Regions from separate parts of the Mus musculus genome. Here regions 2, 3, 4, 5 and 6 are each linked to region 1. The links are chromatin loops, found by intact Hi-C in ENCODE. Cell type or tissue: left cerebral cortex. All regions are shown on one strand. Region 1 has its middle 6.8 kb from the start of Snord12. Region 2 has its middle 40 kb from the start of Ptgis. Region 3 holds the start of Gm52569 (a long non-coding RNA gene). Region 4 holds the start of Kcnb1 (potassium voltage gated channel, Shab-related subfamily, member 1). Region 5 overlaps Ptgis (prostaglandin I2 (prostacyclin) synthase). Region 6 has its middle 4.7 kb from the start of Spata2.

Evidence for each region. Peaks named below come from ENCODE experiments on the same cell type or tissue, not always from the same donor. Only the 100,000 strongest peaks of a DNase experiment are listed, where the experiment ranks them.
Region 2: a loop joins it to region 1, with 5 times the contacts of the local background. A loop is called at or near these places in 18 of 42 quality-filtered maps.
Region 3: a loop joins it to region 1, with 7 times the contacts of the local background. A loop is called at or near these places in 41 of 42 quality-filtered maps.
Region 4: a loop joins it to region 1, with 6 times the contacts of the local background. A loop is called at or near these places in 15 of 42 quality-filtered maps.
Region 5: a loop joins it to region 1, with 4 times the contacts of the local background. A loop is called at or near these places in 41 of 42 quality-filtered maps.
Region 6: it touches region 1 in a loop (2.9-fold over the local background); 8 of 42 quality-filtered maps call a loop at or near these places.

What each region holds. Positions count from the first base shown.
Region 1 is chr2:167,070,119-167,074,118 of GRCm38, reverse strand. No RefSeq gene overlaps it. Among named protein-coding and RNA genes, the nearest start is that of Snord12, 6.8 kb to the right of the region's middle. In left cerebral cortex, a CTCF peak has its summit at 1,931 (motif pointing left); DNase peaks (open chromatin) are centred at 1,938 and 2,210; H3K4me3 peaks cover 1,412 bases; H3K27ac peaks cover 1,441 bases.
Region 2 is chr2:167,278,773-167,282,772 of GRCm38, reverse strand. No RefSeq gene overlaps it. Among named protein-coding and RNA genes, the nearest start is that of Ptgis, 40 kb to the right of the region's middle. In left cerebral cortex, CTCF peaks have their summits at 1,942 (motif pointing left) and 3,423 (motif pointing right); DNase peaks (open chromatin) are centred at 1,062, 1,938 and 3,433.
Region 3 is chr2:167,217,676-167,221,675 of GRCm38, reverse strand. Ptgis (prostaglandin I2 (prostacyclin) synthase) reads left to right here. Exons shown (of 10, transcript NM_008968.4): 5 at 316-467. It overlaps Gm52569 (a long non-coding RNA gene), which reads right to left and starts at 320. Exons shown (of 3, transcript XR_003954099.1): 1 at 177-320. In left cerebral cortex, CTCF peaks have their summits at 2,086 (motif pointing right) and 2,803 (motif pointing right); DNase peaks (open chromatin) are centred at 1,783 and 2,105; H3K4me3 peaks cover 267 bases; H3K27ac peaks cover 331 bases.
Region 4 is chr2:167,188,006-167,192,005 of GRCm38, reverse strand. Kcnb1 (potassium voltage gated channel, Shab-related subfamily, member 1) reads left to right here and starts at 3,188. Exons shown (of 2, transcript NM_008420.4): 1 at 3,188-3,949. The coding sequence starts at 3,383. 1110018N20Rik (a long non-coding RNA gene) reads right to left here and starts at 1,381. Exons shown (of 4, transcript XR_001783560.2): 1 at 591-1,381; 2 at 1-176. In left cerebral cortex, CTCF peaks have their summits at 1,798 (motif pointing right) and 2,941; DNase peaks (open chromatin) are centred at 1,737, 2,453, 2,818 and 3,735; H3K4me3 peaks cover 3,205 bases; H3K27ac peaks cover 3,760 bases.
Region 5 is chr2:167,202,030-167,206,029 of GRCm38, reverse strand. Ptgis (prostaglandin I2 (prostacyclin) synthase) reads left to right here. Exons shown (of 10, transcript NM_008968.4): 10 at 2,562-2,836. The coding sequence ends at 2,706. 1110018N20Rik (a long non-coding RNA gene) reads right to left here. Exons shown (of 4, transcript XR_001783560.2): 4 at 3,034-3,816. Among named protein-coding and RNA genes, the nearest start is that of 1110018N20Rik, 13 kb to the right of the region's middle. In left cerebral cortex, a CTCF peak has its summit at 2,039 (motif pointing right); DNase peaks (open chromatin) are centred at 2,298, 2,741 and 3,352; H3K27ac peaks cover 2,393 bases.
Region 6 is chr2:167,495,609-167,499,608 of GRCm38, reverse strand. It overlaps a transcript of Rnf114 not described here. Among named protein-coding and RNA genes, the nearest start is that of Spata2, 4.7 kb to the right of the region's middle. In left cerebral cortex, a CTCF peak has its summit at 2,126 (motif pointing left); a DNase peak (open chromatin) is centred at 2,940; H3K27ac peaks cover 895 bases.

The DNA.
Region 1 (4,000 bases):
TGATCCAATGCCCTCATCTGGTGTGTGTGGAGAGAGCAACAGTGCACTCACATACATAAAATAAATCTTTAAACAAAAATTAAAATGTCAATAATCATGGTGTGTTAGGCAGTGACCATAACAACAGCCTTTCTAGATTCTGCAGTCATCTGGACAAAGTATACAGTTTATCCTGCAATCTAAGTTTCTGTTTAACATAAATGTATTCGGGGCTAACAAGTCAAGGACTTGTAGCTCAAGTCTGGAAATCTGGGTTTGATCCCAGAACCCATGGGGGGCAGGAGCAAAATGACTCCTAAAAGTTGTCTTCTGACCTCTTGGTGTGCACACCAGTGCATGTCCATGCACACAAGAACAGGCACAAGTGTGCACATGAAAATGCTGTGTGCACATGCACAGAAACACACACACATGGCCAACTTTATGTAAGCAAACGGAACAGTGTGCCCAAGGGCACATTTCACTTTATCTCAGTTACATCTCGAAACAAAAGCCCTGCTTATGAACTGGTGGAAGGAGCCTGAGCCATAGGCAGGCTGTGTGGTCTCCTCCATGCAGAGGGAGGACACAGCAGGCCACCTGGGGCTGGCCAGACTCTGATCTTGATAGTAGACCTCTGACTATAGGTGCCCCCCCCCACCAAACACTTGTTCCTTACTTAACCAATATCCTGTAAACATCACCCAAGTAGTCAAAGATAACATGGGCCTGTATCCCAGCACTGGGAAGACGGTGTCAGAGCATTGAGAATACAAGACCAGCCTGTCTGGGCATTGTGGCATATACCTTTAATCCCTGCACTTGGTAAGCAAATGTAGGAGAATATGAGTTTAAGGCTAGCCTGGTGAACATATCCAGTTCTAGGCCAACCCAGGCTACATAGTCAAATCCTGTTACAAAACGGGTGTGTGTGTGTGTGTGTTGGGGACTTGAGAGATTGCTCAGTGATTAAGAGCCTTGGCTGTTCTTGCAGGTGACCAAGGTTCAGTTCCTAGCACCTGCATGGCGGTTCACAACTGTCTATAACTCCGGGTCCAGGGGATCTGGCACCCTCTTCCAGTCTCCAAGGTCACCAGGCACAGACATGCAAATATGACACCCATACAAATGAAAATGAAAAAAAAAAACAACTTTAAATATGAGCACGGTGGCAACATTTATAATTTCAAGACTCAGGAGACAGAGACAGGAGAATCTGGTCAAGACTTCAAGGTCACACTCAGCTACATAACCAGTTGGAGACCAACCTGGTTTACATAAAACTTTATCTCAAATAATAATAACAGAGTGAATAGCCCTGGTCTCAAAATGTCTGAATGGGAAGACCTGTAACATGCCTACTAGGCGCCAGCACACACTATGAATGGCTCGGGCAGTGCCCTCTTTTATTTGTCCCAAACTCAAGTGCATATGCTTAACACAGCAAGCACTTGACCAACACAGTCATTCCCCAGCCTCTGTGTTTTAGCTTCTGTGTTCAACCCCCAGACAGAACCCAATTCCATAAAATTTGCTGAACAAATCATCTCTTCGGATGGGGTGGGGAAAGCCCGCAAGGCAGGTGTTACCACAGTCTACAGGAAACCAAAGAGCCAATAAAGGTGGGGCCAGCTGGAAAAGGGCGGCTGAAGACTTGTGCTCAACAATACGTTTTGCAAAGGATACTAATTTACAAAATAAAAGAAGTACCAAGAGAACCATTTAGGGAGAATCTCCCAGGTGCAGCCTGGCGTGCTGGAGGATCCTAACGCCAATGCCAGAATTGCCTTGCTAGTGGGCTTAAAGTATCTCTGCTAGGGTGAGACCATGTCTCATTCAGAGCCTTACAGGAAGCTCAATCCAAGGTATCCAAAATAAGAGAATAAGACGATGACCAGTGCCCCCTGCTGGAAAGTGCCTCATGCTTGCGGAGACCCTGATGACTACGAGGGGCTACTGCCCCCTGGTGGCCTTCCTGCTGGGCAGCCTGAAGGCGTAGATAGGCTTTTTCAGGGATGGCTCAAAACTGCCTGGCCCCTCCTACCCTGCCCCTCTGTGCCCACCAGCACTCCGTGGCCCTGGAAGAGTTATCTTCCGAGGGCTCTGCCTATTAGAGTTGACTGGGAAGTGACTCCTGGTGCTTGCCTGAAGACCCAAAGGCCGACCCCAAAAAGTGCCTGGTCCAGGAATCACGCCTACCTCCAGACCAGACCAATCAGAGCTTCCTATCTTCCGGGCCTTGGTGATTGGCTCAGGAATGAACCTGCACTCCAAGCAGAGCCAATTAGGGTCTCTCTGGAAATGATTCTCGGGGACTAGAGAAAGGGGTTGGTAGGGTGTGTATATCCCTAAGGCGTCCCCGTTTTTGGCCATTCTGGCTTCTGCAGGGACAGCTACTTAAGATAAGGCCAGAAAAGAAACACAGAGAGAAGGGTGCGCATCTCCCAGCGGCCTGGTAGGGGTCTTATTTCCAACCGTCCATTACGACAGTTTATTAGTTACACGTATCTTTGCCGCGACGAAATACTTGAGAAAAATATTGAAGGGTTATTGTGGTTTATAGCGCAGGGTGCAGCCTGCCATGGCCAGAGAAGTAACGAGCGGGATGAAGATGGTCACACCGCATATGTAGTCAGGAAGCATAGAGCAATGAAAGGAATGCGCTCAACGCCCTTTGTCCTTTTTACTGGAGGAAGCGGGGCAGACCATGGGATGGGTCTTCCTACCTTCTCAATTTAGATAAACCCTCACAGGCAGGCTCTGAGACTTGTCTCCTGGGAGAATCTAGATCCTGTCAAACTGACAATATTAACCATCCGAACCAATAACACCCTTCAATGGTGTAACCACTTGCAAGGTGCCCCTGTTCCTTTCTGTAAACAGACTAATGAAATTCATTGGGTCACACCTAAAAGGCAAAAAAAGTAGAAGATGGCCTTATTTAGACGAGGAATGGGCATTGATGGGAGAGGGAGAAGAGCGGGTGACAGGCAGGAGGAGTGTCTGTCGTCTAAATACATTATATGGGGAGGGTTAGCTTGTCTGCAATAACCACATGGGGAGGGTTAGCTTGTCCGCAATAACCATTTTTCCCCATTATTAACTTGCATTATTTATTCATTTATTGGAGGTGATGTCACTGTACCCATGTGGGGATTGATGTTTTCTTCACCACCTGGGTCCTGAAGATTGAGCTCAGATCGTCGGGCTTGGCTGAACACAGCCCTTAACCACTGAACCATCCTACCAACCTACGAGTACATTTTACTCATGTTTGTACAGCTTCTGACCCCCAGCTTCAGTCCAACACTTAGAAGACTTGTCACCTATCAGCAACCTGACCAGGTCATTCCAACAAACAGAATCCCTTCCTAGATGATGGGGTTCCTGGAGCCAGGGGTCCCAAGGTGTGGCTTTTCATCTAGAGATAATGGCAAGTGTGCTTGCTCTCAAGGGCTTCCCGACACCTTGTGTCTGCGCTCCAGGCTAGCCTGGATGCTTGCCAAGAAGGGAATAGAGCTGTTGATCTCTGCCGGGGCAGGGCTCTCTCTCTCCTGTCAGTTTCCATCTGGGTAATTAACCTGCTGGCAGCCAAGGGTTTGCCTCTATCATGTCTGTGGGCAGAGGAGTAGACATCTCTGGATGCATGCCTGGCTGCTCAGAGAGATGGCTCCTTGGTGACTTCGGGACAAGCTAACTGAGGTCCTGCTCTGACCGGGAGGGGGCCAAGGCTCAGGGAAACAGTTCTCTCGGTGTCAAGGAGCTGGGAACAGATGGAGCTCCTGTTGGTGTGCTGGCCACCTGTACTCTTGTTCTTCCCAACCTCGTCCCAAATCTTAGTGCTCTGAATGCCGAGGGAGTCACCTATGCAATCAATCCCCTGTGACCTTCTCTCCATCCTAATAGCACCAAACCCACCAAGGGCAATGAATTACCTCCCACAAGCTCCATACTCACCTCAAGGGTAACCTAGCTTAGCCCTTATTCGTGTAGACAGCATCACACCCAGACCACCCCACCG
Region 2 (4,000 bases), 210 kb before region 1:
AACGGCGAATGTGGGCGCGGCTCCCAACAACTGTCTATAGAATAAACTGCTGTCTACAGAATAACACTGTCTATAGAATAAACAGCTGTCTACAGAATAACACTGTCTATAGAATAAACAGCTGTCTACAGAATAACACTGTCTATAGAATAACACTGTCTATAGAATAACACTGTCTATAGAATAACACTGTCTATAGAATAACACTGTCTATAGAATAAACAGCTGTCTATAGAATAAACAGCTGTCTATAGAATAACACTGTCTATAGAATAAACAGCTGTCTACAGAATAACACTGTCTATAGAATAACACTGTCTATAGAATAAACAGCTGTCTATAGAATAAACAGCTCTTTATAGAATAACACTGTCTATAGAATAAACACTGTCTATAGAATAACACTGTCTATAGAATAACACTGTCTATAGAATAAACAGCTGTCTATAGAATAACACTGTCTATAGAATAACACTGTCTATAGAATAACACTGTCTATAGAATAACACTCTCTATAGAATAAACAGCTGTCTATAGAATAAACAGCTGTCTATAGAATAACACTGTCTATAGAATAAACTCCTTTGGAGGACATTCAAAACTTTCCAAACTAGGGCTGGAGAGATGACTCAGGAGGTAAGAGCACTGACTGCTCTTCTAGAGGTCCTGAGTTCAATTCCCAGCAACCACATGGTGGCTCACAACCATCTGTAATGGGAGCCAATACCCTTTACTGGTGTGTGTCTGAAGACAGCTACAGTGTACTCATATAAATAAAACAAATAGATAAATAAATCTTTTTAAAAGAAACCCTTTCTGAACTGTTCCCAAGTTGGGGGCTCGCTGTTCCCCCAGAAGATAAGCAAGTAATTCATACAGAAGTAGGAAAGGGGCCACTGCGGGTCTCAGCTTTGTTACTGTTTCTCAAACAGTGTGACCATAAGCAGCTGGCAGGGAGGGGCTCATTTCCCTATCTCAGCATTAGCTGTATATCCTGCAAACGAGGACTTGTGCTCATCAAGGTGAATGGACGTCCCCTGGAGATGATGGAGCCGCGCACGCTGTGGTACAAGTTACTGGAGCCTGTCTTGCTTCTGGGCAAGGAGCGATTTGCTGGCGTCAATATCCGGGTCCATGTGAAGGGTGGTGGTCGTGTGGCCCAAATTTATGCTAGCCGACAGTCCATCTCAAAAGCCCTGATGGCTTATTACCAAAAATATGTGGATGAAGCCTCTAAGAAGGAGATCAAAGATATCCTCATCCAATACGATCCGACCCTGCTTGTAGCTGACCCGAATCCAAAAAGTGTGGAGGTCCTGGTGCCTGTGCCTGATACCAGAAATCCTACCAATAAGCCCACCTCAAGGATCAGAGTTTACCTTTGTAATAAACATCCTAGGATTTAAAAAGGGGAGAGAGAGAGAGAGAGAGAGAGAGAGAGAGAGAGAGAGAGAGAGAAGAGAGAGGGCAAAGGTCTTGAGGCAGATCCTGCACCAGCACATATGAGGGGCAGGCACAAGGGGGCCAGAGCATCTGCCTCAGAGCTAAGGAAGGGTGATGGGCTAAGGAAATGGGAAAAACCTCCTATAGGCCGTGCAGCGATCCCAAAGTGTGCCCAGTGTAGGGTAGGACATGGGCAAAATGGAAGCTGGCACAGCTTTGACTCTCAGTGCCACGCCTTGCCGGCAAGGTGGTTGCTGCAGGCTTGCTTTGTCTGGCTGAGACTCCTGCTGTTGGTGGATCCTCTCTGCCTGTGATCTCTCAACAATATTAGGATATGGTTATGATGGGCTCTGTGTGAGAAAAGAGACATGCCACAGGCCTGAATTAGCAGACCATGGTTGCTCTAACATCCTGCCACGAATGGTGGAGCCTCCCAAGACCCTCAAACACCGACAGTTGCTCAGGGCTGAGGCCGGTCTTGCATTTGGGGCTGGCGCCACCTGGCGGCCGCAGAAGACATTGCTGCAATCTGGAGGGCACCGAAGCGCGATTGATTCGTGGTGATGTTAGAGCAGGTTTGGCCGTTTTCACATGGGTTCTGGGGTTACGCTCAATTTGTCAGGCTAGCATGGCGAGTCCCCTATCTGCTAAGCCATTTCACCAACCCAATCTTGCCCTTGATGCAAAGCCTCTCACCTGGCCCCGAAACTCAGGCGAGGTGAGCCTGGATGGCCAGCATGGGATTACTGGTGCACACCACCAAGGGTGGCTTTTCTCACGTGTGCCAGGAACTGAACTCAGGGCCCTGTGCTTCTGTGCTGAGTGAGCCGTCTCTCCAGCTCCCTCTCTTCTGAGATTGGTGCGCATGTCACAGATGTCACTTTAGCACCCTCGGGTGCCTCTGATTCCCTATGTCAGCTGACTGGGGCATCACAGGTGTGGTCTCTGCCGTGCTGTGCCGCAGGATCACCAAGTGCACACGGTTCCTAGCTTCTGCCCTCACCCATCTCCTCTTGGTGAACAGCTCCCTGAGGACACTGCTGTTCCTGATGTCACCACTGTCCCCTCAGGCAGCACACAGAACAGTGACTGCCGAACAGTAGGAGCCCTGCAAAAGTTTGTTCTGTACTTGGGTAAATGAATGTGCAGCTCAGTGCAGTGGCGTGAAGAGACCGATTCCTCTCTTACACCATGGACCCTATTCCACTCCTAATAAACAGGCGATCTCTTTGAGCCTTACTGTAATAGGCGCTGTTCCCACCTGGCATGGTAGCGCACACCTTTAATCCCAGCACTTGGGAGGCAGAGGCAGGCGGATTTCTGAATTCAAGGCCAGCCTGGTCTACAGAGTAAGACACAGAGTACACAGAGAAACCCTGTCTTGAAAAAACGAAAACAACAACAACAAAAAAAAATAAATAAAAAGCATTGCTCCCATTGTGGCTGGGAAGGTGACTCAGTGGTTAAAAGAACTTCTTGTTCTTCCAGAGGATCTGAATTTGATTCATTGAGCTCAGGAGACCAGGGGGTCCACTACCTTCTTGCTTTCAAGGGCATCTTCACACATGTGGCACAAGTGCGCGCACACACACACACACACACACACACACACACAGATATTAAAAATTTCCCTCTCATGTTCTGAGAATTGAAATATATAGTAGCCTATGTGTACTCCCAGGAAAGCCCAGGCTCAGCACATAGTGGGTTCTCAACAAATGTGTATGGTTGACCAGGCTCTAGGACAATGGTTCTGACTACTGTCAGGACAAACAGTAGGTGCTTAACAAAGGCAGTTTCTTACCTTAGTCATCATGCCCCACCCCCCTTCTTCTCTAGTTCTAATCCCTGCAGGGGAGAGCTGTGTTCAGCCTGGTTGCTCCTCCCATAAACACAGTAGGTGCTCATTAAATACTGGTGTTGAGGGTGTTCTGCCAAGCACTCAGAGAGGCTCAGATCCAGACTGTCGTTCTGCATGGTGGCCAGCAGGGGGAGCCTGGAGCCTGGGGTTCCGCGTTGGCTGCAGGGACCCACAACCCAGAGTGAGCTTCTGCCTACCTCTGGTACCCAGGTACTCTCCTTATGCTCTCCTCGGATCACCTGACCTGGGTGAGTGGGCTCTATTGGACCCTTTTCCTGCACAGAACACTCACTCCTCCCCACAAATATTGCTCCCTGAAGTCTTCACCGTGCTAAGGCGACCCATGGCCATCCGTGCTAGTCAAAGGTGGTGGGCACGGCTGGACAAGGCTGTTCACTAGCCAGAGGTAACACTTTCCCACCATTGCATGGCAGGGATGTGGAGGCGGGTCCCATGCCTCGGGACAAGAGTGACTGTCTTGAACATCTGTGCCTGCCCCACAAAGGAAAAGAGGTGCCATCTGTGACTAAAAGAGGGCGCTGTAGGGCTTAACCGTGGGCTGAAATGGCCATCTTCGTGGCACCGTTATGGAAATGGCCGCTCTGAGGAACATCCCTGCAGGCTCCAGCTGCTGGCCTGTCCTCTGCCAGAGCCCTGCCCGAGGCTGGTCCAGAGGGAGCCCAGAATGCCACCAAG
Region 3 (4,000 bases), 150 kb before region 1:
CTCAGTCTCTCCCCCCTCCTTCCTGTTTCTCCCTCTCCCTGCTTGGAAAACCCTCTCCTGGGAGACCTGTGACTGGGGGAGCTTAGGAAGGTGTAGTGTTCTGCTCCATTCTGTTGCTGTGATAAAACACTCTGACTAAAGACAACTTGGGAAACAAAGGGTTTAGTTCATCTTACATTTTCAGGTCAGAGTCCATCCCCGAAGGAAATAGGCTTGGTAGGAACAAAAGAGGCAGGGTAGGAACTGAAGAAGGGAACCTGAGGCGGGGTAGGAACAAAAGAAAGTCAGGACCTGACTCGTTGCTGTCCCCCACAGCGCCGGCTACCTGACCCTATATGGAGTGGAGGCCTCACCACGCACCCATGAGAGTCAGGCCCAAGATCGTGTCCACTCAGCGGATGTTTTCCATACCTTCCGCCAGCTGGATCTGCTGCTCCCCAAACTGGCTCGAGGCTCCTTGTCAGCGGGTAAGCACCATGAGGTCACTGCAGAAATGGGTGCTTGTTAGTGGCATTTTAATAACTGTGTTACAGTTTTCCTCTTACCCGGCTAGCTCCCAAATAATTGAGATTGGATCGTTATATTTAGTTAACACGCTTTAAAGGCACAACAACTGAGCAGTTACCACTCTGTTTTAGTCTTTTATGCTGATCTGGCTACCTCCCTACCCAAATCCCCAAGATGGCTTTCTATCTCTTTCCTGGGCTGCATCCCCTCCCCTGGTTGGCAAGAAGTCCCGCCCTATTCTCTCCCCTGCTCAGTCATTGGCTATTAAGCTCTCTTTATTGACATATCAGGGAACAATTGGGAAGCTGGTGTTTACATAAGATTGAGACAGGAGATTCTCTGAATAAGGATTGCAACCAGATACAAGGGAGACAGAAATGAGCGTTTGAATCTTCACACAGTGCACAAGAACATTTTGCCCATAGGTGGTGGGTCCTGTGCACAGAAGACTGAATGGTCTTTCCTGTAAGAAGCAACAATAACCAGGCGTGGTAGTGCACACCTTTAGTGTCATCACAGAGGCAGATAGATCTCTGTGAATTTGAGGCCAGTCTGGTTTACATAACCAACTCCAGGGCAGCCAAGACTACATAGTGAGACGCTATCTCAAACAACCAAAAATTAACTAATTAATTAGCTAATAGAAAGAAAAGGAGTGAAAACTGTGTGATAAACCATCCAAGGAAAACACTCAAGATGGAAGGATGTGTTTTGGCTCCTGGTTTCAGAGGTTTCGATCCACAGCCACTTGACTCCATTGCTGTGGGCCTGTGCTGTACCTGAACACAGTGGGGGTGGGAGCACTCAGTAGGAGCACTCAGCAGAGGAGGCTGCCTACCTCACGGCAGCCTGGAAGTGGAGAAAGCTGGAAGAAGGGTCTGGTGATATTACACACCCTTCAAAGGCACATACCCACGATCTGCTACCTCCCCCCCCCGCCGCCCCCCCCCAGCCGTACACCCACCCATCTGGCCATTAGCCCATCTATGAGGCTAATTTCCTCACAACCCAGCTGTCTCCCCATAATGCCACCAGCTGGGAACCAAGCCTTCAGTATGTGAGCCTGTTGGGGACGCATTTCACATCCAGACCATCACAGTCCATTTGGATTCAGAGCTCTTGAGGACACTGAACCCTAGGGCTGTGACCTGTCTTCCTGTTGGTTTGCCAGCCTGCTGGGCAGAGGCTGTAGCTTCCTTCCTCTTGTCACATCACTGTCAGAGACAAGCATCAACCCGGAGGGCAGGAATGGGCATCAGGCATCTCGCTCACCTCTCCGCCTAGCATGTTGAGCTCTCCTTTGGCTTCTCCAGCCTCTGCAGGCCCTCTCTGGGCTTTCACTCTCTAATGTAGTTGGGGGGGGGGGTCCGGGGCTCCCACAGGTGAAATCACTTGTCACAGGAGCAGCAGGCAGGTGGTAGAATAGGCTATGTGCACACTTTGTCTGCTTGAGAAACCCAGTGTGCTAAACATATGTCCCATCCCAGCACCAGTTGGTTCTCCAGAAAATGTTTCTTCAACTCTCCCTCCTTCCATGGGATACAGAGGGTAGATCCATGAAAGGCTGTTTCCTAGTGTGAGCAGCAGGTGGCAGTGTTGGACAGTTGCTCTCAGGCAGACTCAAGCAGTTCCCAGACCTGGTGGGTGCGGTATGCCCGGGAGACCAAGTGGCGGAAACCCTACCAAAATATCAAATCAGATCGTTTTCTCCCATGGTCTCTCTTCCAGGAAATGACCCCACAGACACACTCATATACAGTGATAGATACTCATGGCCACACTGTGACCACAGAGCTAAAACTGACCCGTGCCAGAATAGGGGCTGATTAAATTGCTGACGCACTGTGTGAGAGCATTGTATGAGAAGAGCCCCCCAAACCTGTGGAAGAGAAGGGGATGAAATCCATGATGATCAAGGTGGGGGGCGTTGGCCAGAGCCTTCCACCTCAATCCAGATGTGGTAGCGATGTGCTTGAATTTTTGCCTTTAAGAAATGAGATGAAGCAAAGAGAAGCTGAATTCTTACAGCACACCAAGTGTGAAGGCTTAGGTTACTGCTTCTGCCTCCTCCTCCTCCTCCTCCTCCTCCTCCTCCTTCTCTTCCTCCTCCTGTTCTCTTCCTCCCTTTCATTGTCTGTCTGTCTGTCTGTGGTTTACTCATATGTGTTATGTGCACTTTCTTTTTTTTTTAATTTTATTTATTATTATATCTAAGTACACTGTAGCTGTCTTTAGACACACCAGAAGAGGGCGTCAGATCCCATTACAGATGGTTGTGAGCCACCATGTGGTTGCTGGGATTTGAACTCAGGATCTTTGGAAGAGCAGTCAGTGCTCTTAACCACTGAGCCATCTCTCTAACCCTTATATGCACTTTCAATCCTCCTGCCTCCACTATTGCTAAGATCACAGTTGTACAGCCACACCTGGCTTTCTTTCTCTTAGTGTTTCCTGTGTACATGTGAAATTCTCCATCTTTTCAAGTATATTTCAAATATAAAAATGTATCCGTGTTGCCCAAAACATACACATGAAAAGAAAGTTGGCCCTCTAAGGCCTTGAGAGTCCTGAGGGTTTGTATGCTTTATTTGAATACTTTTGGGGGGGGCAAAGGGGGCTAAGAGATAATCTTGCTGTGTAGGCCAGGATAGCTGGGAACTCACTATATAGCCCAGGCTGGCCTCAAACTGGTGATTTTCTTATCTCTGCCTGCTGAGTGTTGGGATTACAGTTGTGTGCTTCAGTTTACTCACCCAACAGGACACATTTACAGTAAGAGTCACAGTGTGACCAAGATTCTAATGGCCCCGAGGTAACACACCAGACATTTACAGGTCATCTCTACCAAGCTATCTCTGAGCTCAGAGGGGCATTCAGGACAAGATTTGAGTGTACAGGGGTGAAGGCCTTGCTCCGTGGATAAGGAAGTGACTGTGGCCCAGAGATGGCCAGGCCTCAGTCAGACCCATGCAACATGGGCTTCTGCGACCTCTGTGTCTGGGTCACTCCCTCTGTCCTCTGGACACAGGGTTGGGTCAGACCGCCCTGTGGTGCTTTTTAGTTGTTATGAAAAACCATGATCTGGAAAAGGGCTCGTGAGTAAAGTGTTGGATGCCGGGCACGAGGGACTGTCATGAGGGACTGTCTGGACCCCAGCCCCTAGGGGAGAGTTGAGTATGGTGCCTATAACCCTAGCGCTGGGGAGTGGGGTGGGTCCTTTGAGGTTCCCTGTGGGTCAATGTGGCTAAAAAGGCAAGTTGTAGGTTCAGTGAGAGACCCTGGCTCGAAAAACAAGGTGGGAAGCAATAGAGCAGCAGTTCTTACCCTGTGAGCGCGAGTCACATGACCCTTTCACAGAGGTCACCTAAGACATCAGAAAACACAGATACTTACATTATGAGTCATAACAGTAGCAAATTTACAGCAATTAAGTAGCAATGAAACACTTTTATGATTGGGGGTCACAACATGAGGAACTGTACTATAGGGTACT
Region 4 (4,000 bases), 120 kb before region 1:
GCTGCTGCTTCTGTTTTCAGTGGAGGAATCGTCTTCGTCGTCATCGTCATCATCATCGTCCAACGCTTCAAGCAAGAGGCCAGGCCAGGCCAACAAGGGCAAGTGGTCTTCCTTCTTCCACACTATTTAATCTGGTCCCCCACTAGCAGATGCTACCCACATTCTGGTCAGTCCTCCTACATCAATTAAAGCAATTAAGACAATTCTTTAGGTGAGGCTGTTTGCTCGGGTGACTTTAATTTGTGGTGAGTTGACACCAACCCTAACCCTCTCTCTCACACACGCACATAGGGACGCAAGGGAAGGAAAACAAATCTTACATTGTCCTTTTTGTTGTTGTTTTTTGAGACAGGGTTTCTCTGTGTAGCCCTGGTTGTCCTAGAATGGGCTCTGTGGACCAGGCTAGCCTCAAACTCACAGAGACCTGCCTGCCTCTGCTTCCTGAGTGCTAAGTCTTGTATTTTTCTATGCTGTTACTGTGGTGGCCAGGGAGGCGTATGGCTGTCCCTCATTTGCCCTTGGCCTCTAGCCTAGACACAACTCCATGTGGAACTCCTCTTACCTCCCCACATCTATCACTCCCTTCTTACCATGGTGGTAGAGTCTGTCCTCACTTCTGAGAGGCCCTGCTGAGCTCCTGGGTTACGCTCTCAGCATGGCCTCCCCTGCTCCCATGACTCCCCAGTAGTACTCATGATTGACCGAAGCTTTCTCCTTTAAAACGAACAAACAAAAAAAATGCTTGTTTTTCTTCAGTGTTGGGCAAACTGAGAAGAGGAGGGAGGGGCTGAGCCAGAACTATCAGGCCAGAGCAAGGGAAAACCCGTGGAGGCTTTACTCCACTGACAACCGCATTCAGTTTGGGAAATGGAACATTCATTCTGACAGCCTTGGCACTGTAGATAGAGGAGGGATGGGGGAGCTGGGAGCAGAGGTCACAGGGAGAGAAGCTGGGAAGGGAACTGACCAGAGTGAATGGTTCTTACAAACAGTTTTGCGTGATGCAGTGCAAAGGAACCCAGGTGGAGATGGGAAAGCCTTACCTTGGGGCACCATGTCCCACTAAGTTCCCCCCCCCTCCAGGACAAGGTTCTCTGCTGCATCTCTAACTCCTTAACACCGCACAACAGATACGTGTGTCAGAGAACAAACCAGCCGAGCCCAAGTGTGGCTGACAGAGGGATACCTGACCCCTTCTGCATGCAACCCTGCCTACAGTCACTCCGGAACCTGCCGGCCCCACCGCACAGGGTGAGGCAGGGCCAGTGGATCTCTCGGTTGAGCCTCGACCCTCGGCAGTCTAGAAGCAGCTGTCCAAGTTAGCACCCATGGGTGAGTGACTAACAAGGCCCGGCAAACTCTGAGTCTTCCCTGGCCCTTCACCTGGCCTTATGTTTCTCCTCAACAGCTACCACCCAGCTGCCCACCTCTTTTGCCTGTTGGTTTGTTAATTGGTGTAATATCCACCTTCCTCCAGAATCTAGAATTTGATTTTGTAGAATCTGGAATGGAATCAAAGCAAGGGCTATTTAAAATTGCCACCTGCCTTCTCCAGCTTTCCCATCCTCCCAGCTTCTAGCCTGTCTGACATAGTCTTCCAATTCTGTTTACAGTCGCTCTCCAGGGAGCCCGGCGACCCAGAGGCTAGTTGGCTTCGCAACTGTATCTCCCACGCCCGTCCTACGTGCAGCGCATGCATGCAGTAGGCGCTCAGCCTCGTGGTGGCCAGGACGCAGTCAAGCAGCCCGGGTGGGCCCCGCGGCCTGAGCCAGGGCCGGGCCGGGCACGGAGGGGTTAAGCCGCGCGCGTTTCCGACCCGCAGGTGGCGCCGTCCCGCCTCGGTGCCACTCGCCGCGCTCCGAAGTGCGGGACAGAATCGCGGCGAGCGCGGAGCCGAAGCTCAGCCCGACTTGTTGATCTCGCGCAGGCAGCCGCGGCCGCCGCCGAGCCGAGCCGGAGCCCGAGGTGGAGGCGGAGGCGCCGCCGATCGCCCGGGCCGCGCCGTCCCTGCGCCCCGCAGAGCGCCCCGCCCGCGCCCCGCAGCCCCGGCGCCGCCCTCCCGCCCGCCCGGCCGGCCCGGGTAGGCCTAGCCCGGCCCCGGGACCGCCGCTGCCGCGGGCGGGGGCGCGGGCGGGCGGCCGGCGAGATGCGCGCGGCGCGGCCCCGGGAGGCGGCCACCCTGGGGGTGAGTGTGGCGGGGTAGGGGGGTGGCGCGGGCCCACCCCGGGGCTGGGGGCGGGGCGTGTGCCCCGCGGGCTGTAGGGCCCGGGAACCCCCCGAAATCACCGGTGCGTGGCGGGAGGAGGGCACGCTCCGAAAGGCCAGAAGATTCCGCTGGTTTCCCCGCCTCCCACCTCCCCCACCCCTTCTCTTCCGAGCCCGGGCAAAGGCGCAGAACCCGGAGTTATAAAAAGCCATCGCCGGGAGGAGCGAGGAGGAGGAGCGGGAGGAGGGGGAGGAGGAGAAAGAGAGGAGGAGGGGCAGGAGGGGAGCACCGAGCAGGCGGATCCCGAGGACTCCGCGCCCCTCCTGCGCTAGAGTGGGGAGGGGGCGCACAAGGAGGTGCAGACCCCGCTGGCTTGGCTCCTTCGACCCTCACCTGGTCTCCGGAGCGGTCTCGGGTCCTGGTGTTGTGAGGAGTGGGGTCGCCCCAGGACAGGGCAGCCTGGTGGCCTCCGACAGGTGGGCATCTGGTAGCCTCCACAGTCCTCACTCGGCCCAAAATCTTCTAAGATTTAGAAAAAGCAAGCCCAATGCCATCGTTATGCTCCCACCCAAAATCTTGACTATCTTGGGGTGGGAGGAGATGAGAACTCACTAAAGAGAGAAAGAAAGTTCTCCCTGCCTCTCCCTTGCCTCCCAATTGCGGGGGCCAGGTTGGGCTCTCCAGCCCGAGAGCAGGGAGTTTCAGCACTCGACGGGACGGACAGCGCCCCGGGCGGCCGGATTGCGCCAGGGCGGGGGTGGGGCTTCCTGGGAGCCTCCTGGGGGCCTCTCCCGCCTGGAGGGCCACCCCTCCCTTCGTCCTGGGGTGGGGCTGACTTCAGCACCGGCGGGAGGAACAGCAGCCATCCGTCCTCCCTTCCCCCCCCCCCGCCCCCCAACTCCCCTGAGCCGCTTAAGCCTTGGGAAGGTCAAGGCCGGTAGGGGACCCTGGGGGAGGGGCCTCACAGTACGGTTCGCTGACCCGTGTCCGCTTTCGCTTTCTGCCTCGCAGCCGTCGGGATGGAGGTGAGACGGTAGCCGCGACGCCCGCCCTCGCGCACCCCTGCACCACAGCGGCCTGCAGAGCTCCCCGCCCCCCGCCCCCGCGGCAGCGGGCCTTGCCGTCGAGTGACAGCGGCCTGGGGGGGCAGGGGGGGCGGGGGCGGCCAGACCAGCGATGCCGGCGGGCATGACGAAGCATGGCTCGCGCTCCACCAGCTCGCTGCCGCCCGAGCCCATGGAGATCGTGCGCAGCAAGGCGTGCTCGCGCCGGGTGCGCCTCAACGTCGGGGGCCTGGCGCACGAGGTGCTGTGGCGCACTCTGGACCGCCTGCCTCGCACGCGGCTGGGCAAGCTCCGGGACTGCAACACGCACGACTCTCTGCTCCAGGTGTGCGACGACTACAGCCTCGAGGACAACGAGTACTTCTTCGACCGCCACCCTGGCGCCTTCACCTCTATTCTCAATTTCTACCGCACCGGCCGGCTGCACATGATGGAGGAGATGTGCGCGCTGAGCTTCAGCCAGGAGCTGGACTACTGGGGCATCGATGAGATCTACCTGGAGTCCTGCTGCCAGGCCCGCTACCACCAAAAGAAGGAGCAGATGAACGAGGAGCTGAAGCGGGAGGCTGAGACGCTGCGGGAGCGGGAGGGCGAGGAGTTCGACAACACGTGCTGTGCTGAGAAGAGGAAGAAACTTTGGGACCTGCTGGAGAAGCCCAACTCATCGGTGGCCGCCAAGGTGAGTCTGGAGTCTGTTTCCCCCCATGGAGGCCTACACAGAGGCTCCTGG
Region 5 (4,000 bases), 130 kb before region 1:
ACTCCTGAGAGGGCTGAACAGCACCTACATTCTCTTCCTGGGACGCCCAGAGCCTCAGTCTCAGGATCGCAGACTGTCTGGATCCGAGCCTACAACCTCTGCCCGTTGTTTTTCTGGCTCCTATAACATTCTGAGCCTGCCTCCTCAGCTATGAAATTTGGGAGCTACCAATTAGAGCTCCAGAAGGCATCAGAAGGATCTTCCTAAGTCTCCACGCCACCACCTGACTCAACACAGGCTTTGAGAAATGTTAGCCAATATCTACATCACAGCATTGACATGCAGGTCCCATCCATGCCCAGGGACAGCAAATCACCTTACCTTTTGACCTCACTTTTTCTCGACAGTGAAGTAGAAACCGTGAAGGAGTCAGCTCTGTCCTAACGCTAACAGCCTTTCCTAAAAACCACCGAGGCTGTGGGGGGAGGCCAAGGCAGGAGGTTGGTGAGTTCAAAGCCAGCTTTGGCCACTTAGTGAGCTCTTATCTCAGAATTTAGAATAACAAGATGATCCATTGAGGCTGGCCCTCAATGTAGGGCACTTGCTGAGCACACACGAGGCACAAGAGTCAATCCTCAGCATCACAAAACAAACCATACCTCAAAAAAAAAAAATAGCTGGGCAGTGGTGGTGCACGCCTTTAATCCCAGCACTCGGGAGGCAAGCTGGATTTCTGAGTTCGAGGCCAGCCTAGTCTACAGAGTGAGTTCCAGGACAGCCAGGGCTACACAGAGAAACCCTGTGTCGAAAAATACCCAAAACTTAAAAATTAAATAAAATCATAGGATATAGGAAAGGGGAGCCTGAAGCTCAATATTGTCATCAGTGACCTATAGAGATTAAAACCAAGTGGAAGGTGGTCATGCGGTGTCTTAGTTAGGGTTTTACTGCTGTGAACAGATACCATGACCAAGGCAACTCTTGTAAGGACAACATTTAATTGAGGATGGCTTACAGGTTCAGAGGTTCAGTCCATTATCATCAAGGTGGGAGCATGGCAGCATCCAGGCAGGCATGGTGCAGGAGGAGCTGAGAGTTCTACATCTTCATCTGAAGGCTGCTAGCAGGATACTGACTTCCAGGCAGCTAGAATGAAGGTCTTAAAACCAACACCCACAGTGACACACCCACTCCAACAATGCCACGCCCAGTCCAACAAGGCCACACCTCCTAATAGTGCCATTCCCTGGGCCAAGCATATACAGACCATCACATTCGGTTTTCCACATGCTTAAGGTACACACAAGGGCAGGGAGTTGGCTCAGCGAGGAAGAGCAAGCACTGCCGAGTCTGGTGGCCAGGGCACAGCTGATGTTTAGGCGCACATCAGGTGTGTGCTCCCCCAGTGCAGGCTCTGCGTTCACCCCTGTGGCTGGAGGATGAACCAGCACTCGAGCAAATTTGCGGTTTGCAGTCTGCTCATGTCTGCGCCCTCGCACACCGACCGTATCAGGACAGACTCTCTCGCTCGAGTCAGGACTTATGACAGAATTTTACTAGCAGTTCTTGCTCCTATCCATTTAGGGACAGACAAAACAGATGCTGGGTTTAACATGGTTAGCGTGGTACTTTGCTCATGCCCTCTCAACAAATGAGTGAATTTGCTGTTACCCCAGACCCTGTGATCTCCCTGCTAGGAAGATCCAATGGCGGCATCGATAGTTCTAACCATTGGGTGCTCAGGTAGTAAGACTCCTGTCTCAGGTAACCCCACCCCTCCAGAGCTGGCAGAGACACGGCCTATCTTTACTCCTTTGACCCCACAGGAGAACCAAGCCCCCAAGTGGAAACAGACCCTGGCGAGGGTCACTTTCCCTTAAGTCCTGTGGTCTGGCTTATCCACTCACCTGCTCCTCTCTCAGTAAAACGAGAAAGTCTTTGCTGTGTGCTCAGTGTGGCTTTGGGTCCCTGAATTGAGGTGAGGGACAGTGGTGAGGCCCAGGACAATCAGAATCACTATTGACTTATAGGGCAGACCTGTCGTTGTGTCACTGAGACACTGAGAGCATCCTAGATATGGCAGCTTTATGTGTCTCCAGAAGGTGGTGGTAGAGAGTGCTGCCTGACAAAGGTGGCCCTTGGTGACATTTCTGTCCCATGGTGATGGTAAGAAGTCTTGAGGAAGGGGTGCAGGTTTTAATCTTACAGACACTCCTGGTAAGCACAGCCCAGCCAGGGATGACTTAGTTCTTAGCTTAGGGAAAGAGCTGCAGGCTTATGGAGAGGCAAGAAGAATCTTGTCACCATGCACACTGTGTCACCATGCACACTGATGCATCTGGGACTCAGGACTACCCAAGTGTGTGTGTGTGGTTAGAGACACATGGTTGGGGCCCTCCCTCGCTCTGGCTGCTCCAGCATCTGCAGATGATGCTGTAGGCGGGAGAGCTAGAGATTCACACTCTGACTCTTAGGGGTTATGACATAGAAATGGTTGCCACGGACACAGCCACTGAACTTGAGCTAGCCTCCCCTTACCCCGGCCTGCCAAGGTCAGAGCAGCACAGCCTGCAGCGCCCCAGACTGAGCAGCACAGCCCACAGCGCCCCCTCTCTCTGTAGATTTGTCGTCCTACTGCTGACTCATTTCGACCTGGAGCTGGGCAGCGAGGACACAGAGGTTCCTGAGTTTGACCTCAGCAGATATGGCTTCGGTCTGATGCAGCCAGAGGAAGACGTGCCCATCCGGTACCGTGCCAGGCTGTGACCTATGGAGCAGACTCACCTGGGGCCTTCTGACTTCCTGTTGTTCCTCTAGAATGCTATGTCCAGCGGAGGGGACACTGAGGACAGTGAGAGCAGGAAAAGCTAATAAAAGCTCTGTATCTCGCTGTGAAGACTTGCTTCCAAATCGGGCTGTCTGTGTTCTAGGTTCACCTGTGCTTCCAGTCCCTTGGTGTGCCCATGGTTCACATCTCCTTGCCCCTGACTCTCAGAGCAAGCACTGTCCCCTCCTTTGGTAGCTGGTGTAGTCCAGGCCTTGGCCAACATGGCAGACATGGGTCCTTAGAGGACCCATGTGGATTTGTCAGTGTGTGTATTACTCTAAGTCTTATCCCCAGATCTTTAAAGAGACATGGCCCCTTTTCATGTGGATGCCCAGGAAGGTACATCGTTCTTTATTGATTCGCAGTAGGTAGCAGGGTTTTCCTTGTGCTAAGACTAGGATAGGGGCATGGCAGCAAGATTTGGCCCTGTGAGATGTCTGGAGAGCCAGTCTAGAGAGTCTATCCCCTGTATCCCAGCATTCAAGCCTTGCTACAGTGTATACCAGTCTGCAAGATGGTTTTGTTCAGCCTGCACGTTAAAAATCAGCATAGGGAAGCAGGCGAGATGGCTCAGTGGGTAAGAGCATTGACTGCACTTTCAGAGGTCCTGTGGCTTGCAAGCCTCCCTTGTGACACTGGCTGCCCTGGAACTCACTCTGTAGACCAGGCTGGCCTTGAACTCAGAGATCCTGCCTCAGTGCCACCACGCCCAGCGTCCCGAGTACCTTGAAATGCTGAGACGGGCACAGCAGATACATATTTTCGTTCCTCGCAGCATCTTAGAGAAGATGGAGTGTTATGCCAGCTTTCCAGATGAGAATGCTAGCTCAGAGAGGTCAAGTGACTTGCCTGGGGTCACACAGCTCTTGCCAGTAGAGCTCAGCCTACACACCTCTCCTAGAAGCAGATGTTGGGTGGGCAGTTTGTTCTTCATTCCGAGGGCTTTAGGGGTGGCAGTGGGACACTTCTGTTTGGCACTGGAGAGCTGACAGCCAGAGACACCCAAGCGTGGTGCAGACACATCTGTGATGAGGTCCTTTTATCTTTAGCTGGAAAGACAGAGAATAGCCTGAGCCTGGGTGTTCCAGGGGCTCATCTCTTGGAGCAGGGCTGGGGCTCGGAGGCTTCCCTGGCCCTGGGTCTCCAGGCACCCTCAGGATTCCCAGATAGACAGTGTGATTGGCAGGAGTCTGGGTATCCCCAGGGAAACCCATATTCATGCTTGGGTGACCC
Region 6 (4,000 bases), 430 kb before region 1:
ATGTAGGCAAAACACACAGAAAACAAAACAAATATATATAACTCATTTTTAAAGAAAACCTTTAAAAAATAAAAGGCTTACTGTCCAGAGGGAAGGTCCCTGAAAGATGTGTCAGAGATATTTCATTCAATCAAAAGGAATGGTCAGGTTTCAGGACTCACACCTACAGTCTGAGTGGGCCGATGTAGGAGAACTGCCTTGAGTTCAGGGACAGCATGGTGCTGCATAGCGAGTACTCAGCCTTGGGCACAGTGTAAGGGGACTGTAAGGACAAGCAGTGGGCGTGGGCGTGGCAGAGTGACTGGAGGCCAGTGCTTCTCAACCATCCTAACGCTGCGACCCTTTAATACAGTTCCTCATGCTGTACTGACCCCAGCCATAGAATCATTTCCTTGTTCCTTTATCAATGTTGGTACTGTGCTGAATGGTAGCACACTCTCTGCATATCTGATATGCAGGCCAGCAGAGGGGTTGCAATCACAGGTTGAAAACAGCTGCTCTAGGCTCTTTTCTTTCTTTATTTCTTTCTTTTCTTTTTTTTTTTTTCTTTTTTTTTTTTTTTTTTTGGTTTTGGTTTTGGTTTTCTGAGACAGGGTTTCTCTGTGTAGCCCTGGCTGTCCTGGAACTTACTCTGTAGACCAGGCTGGCCTCGAACTCAGCCTCTGCCTCTCAAGTGCTGGGATTAAAGGCGTGGGCCACCACCACCTGGCTGCTCTAGGGGTATGGGAATCAGGTCAGAAGGAGGGCTGGCACAGTGGGTGGCTTAGGTGCTTGACCTCAGCGATCCCCAGGACTGTGGTGGTAGGAGGTGAGGACTGACTCCACCAGGTTGTACTCTCACCTGCACACCTGTGCTTTGCTGTGCTGTGACACCTCCCCCTTCCCCACCCCAACACAATAATTAATGTAAAAAACAAAACCGATAAGCCCTCAGAAGGTGGCTGCACACAGCTGTAATCCATCACCTAAGTGAGGGCAGAATTTTAGGTCAGCCGAGGCTACAAACCAGGTTTTGGGTGAGAAGGGCTATCTATTAACAACCTACATCCAATACCAATAGCTACTGTTGAGTGCCTGGGCAGACATCTCTTGTCACCTGTATTCATCTGGCTGGCCAGTGCTGATCTCATCCGGAAGCTGACAGTTGAGAAGCCTGAGGCAGAGAGGCTCATTAGACACTGTGAGCTAGCTAGCACTCTGGAAGATCCTACTATGTCCAGCCCCGTGTGTGCCAGGCTCTATACCTTAGCACCTAGTTATGTGCTCCCCTGCAGCTGAGATTTTGTCTCTGGGTTTTTTTCTTGCCTGACTGCTTTCTTCCCTCCAGCTGAAAGGCAGGCCAGACCTGCCCACATGCTTAAAACCCAACCAAAAACTATAGACTTTTATTACTTGAAATACTGGGGATTGAGCCTGGGGTCTTGTGCTATGAGGGCAAGCACTCTACTGCGGAGCTATATAGCCCTGTTTTTCTGTGTTTTTTGGGGGGGTGGGGGTGGGGACAGGGTCTTACTATGCAGCCCTGGCTGTCCTAGAATTTCTGGCCACTCTCCTGCTCTGCCTCCTGAGTACTGGGATGACAAGTACACAACACAGTACCCAGTAAGTTCTCTCTTTTTTCTTTAGACTTGTTTTTATTGGATCTGAAGAGGTGGCGAGGCAGTGAAGAGGGCTGCAGGGCTAGAGATAGCTAAGTGGTTAAGAGACCTGGCTGCTCTGTCACAGGCTCAGGAGGCATTCCTAGCACCTGAAGACTAGCAGTGATCAGTAACTCCAGTTTAGGAGTTACTGATGCTACCCCCTTCTAGCCTCTACTGGCACTGTAGGCATGAGTGCAGATTTACAGAAGGGCACCTGCATACTCTTTGTTTGTTTGTTTTTCAAGACAGGGTTTCTCTGTGTAGCCCTAGCTGTCCTGGAACTCACTCTGTAGACCAGGCTGGCCTCGAACTCAGAAATCCACCCGCCTCTGCCTCCCAAGTGCTGGGATTAAAGGCGTGCGCCACCACTGCCCAGCACATGCATACTCTTACACATAAAAATTAATATTGGCTGAGCAGTGATGGCCCACGCCTCACAGCAGTCTGCAATTCCAGTTCCAGAGGGTGTGAACACCCTGCCCTCTTTTGGTCTCTGTGGGTACTGCATAACATGGTGCACATAGATGCAGGCAAAACATGCATACAAATAATTGAAAACAAGATCTATTTTTATGTGCAGCTGGGTATCAGATCCCCTGGAGCTCCAGTTCCAGATTGTGGGCTGTGTGGTGTAGGTGCTGGGAACTGAACTCTGGTCCTCTGGGAGAACAGCAAGGGTTCTTAACTGTTGAGTGCCTCCCAGTCCCTCCAAACCAGACTACTTACTACACACTATGTAGGTCTCAGACTCGTACTGAACTCACAGCCATTCTCCTGCTTCAGCCTCCCAAGGGCGGGGATGGGAACGACTGGGGAAACAGGCATCTGATCCCACATTCCTGTCTCAGGTTGGTTTTCGATACTTTGACGATGGCTGATGCTTTTTTGTTGTTGTTGTCATCACAGTGTCTCTTGCTTGGAGTATGTTTTGAGGCACTGTGTAGAGCTCCACCGTCCTCTGCAGGTACAGGTTGGCTTGGCGGCTACACCGCTCACCGTCTGCCATTGAGAGCTGACTGTTTACTACTGTAATCACACAGCTTCTTGTGCTGTGTTATCCTCACAGAAGCCAAGGAAGCCCACGGCAGGGGTCACGGGGTAACTACTCTTACTCTTTTGGCCCTTGTTCTGTATGCTACTTTTGTGATTTATGAAAGAAAAGTATAGAAAGAGGTAGGTAGAGTTGGCTCCTAAAGAGTGACGGTGCCTGCCTGTTATCACGTGGCCATTATGTAACTTGCGGATGGATCCTTATGTAATGAAGTCTGGATACTGAGCACAGAAGTCAGCAGTCTTCATTCGTGTAAAAGATGAGAAGTGTATCTCTCTTGAGACTGTCAGTCTTTCTGACAGGAAATGTCAGGCGTTTCCATCCCCGGGGTTCCCTCTTGGCTGTCACAGAACCACAGAGGTGGAAGGGACTTTTCCGCAGCCTTGTGTGAAATACAAGCTTGTCACACTGCCATCACTGACTCAGAGTGCTTTCTTTTCCCCTTTCATTGTTGGGGGGTGGGGCTGGGACAGGTCTCAATGTAACTCAGGCTGGCCCCAACTTATTCTGTAGGCAAGGATAGCCTTGAACTCCTGATTCTCCTTCCCCATCTACTGAGCCCTGAGTTTACAGGCAGGCACCACCACTCCTGGCTCTTAAAAGGGTTTTTGTTGTTTTTAAAGACAGGACTTCTCCATGTAGCCATGGCTGTCCCAGAACTCAGAGAGACCCACCTGCCTCTGCCTCCTGAGCGCTGAGGTTAAAGGGATGTTGCCACCATTCCTAAGCCTCTTTAAAAGTTAATTTTTTCTTTTTAAATTATGTGTATGTGTCTGCCCTGTGAGTGCAGGTGCTCTCTGAATCAAAGGCAAAAGTGTTGGATCCCCTGGAGTTGGAGTTACGGTTATGAGAAGCCTGGTGAGAGCTAGGAATGGAATCGGCTCACTTAAGAAAGCAGTACAGGCTCTGCCCCTACGCTCGCATGTGGATCACACGAAGCTTCTGAGAAGCCACTGGCACTATACTGTTGGTACTGCCATGGCTCTCAGAGAGTGACTACTGCAGTCAAAGAGCTCCAGCTGGACTGCCCCCAGTCAGACATGCACGCAGCTCCTGGGGAAGAAGATGGAGAGGAACTCAGAGCCTGGCGCAGACCTCGGATGAATACATATGTGACCTGCTGTGCTGAGAGCTGACATCAGATTATCTATGGGTGCTGTGAGGAGCCACAAGAGACAGGCCCTAGACCTCTGGCTGGACAAATCAGAACTTCAGAAAGAAAACAGGACTGAGTTGAGGCTGGACACCAGTAAGCAAGACAGGGAGAGGTGCTGGGTAGGGCATCTACAGCCTGGTATCAGGGATGGGG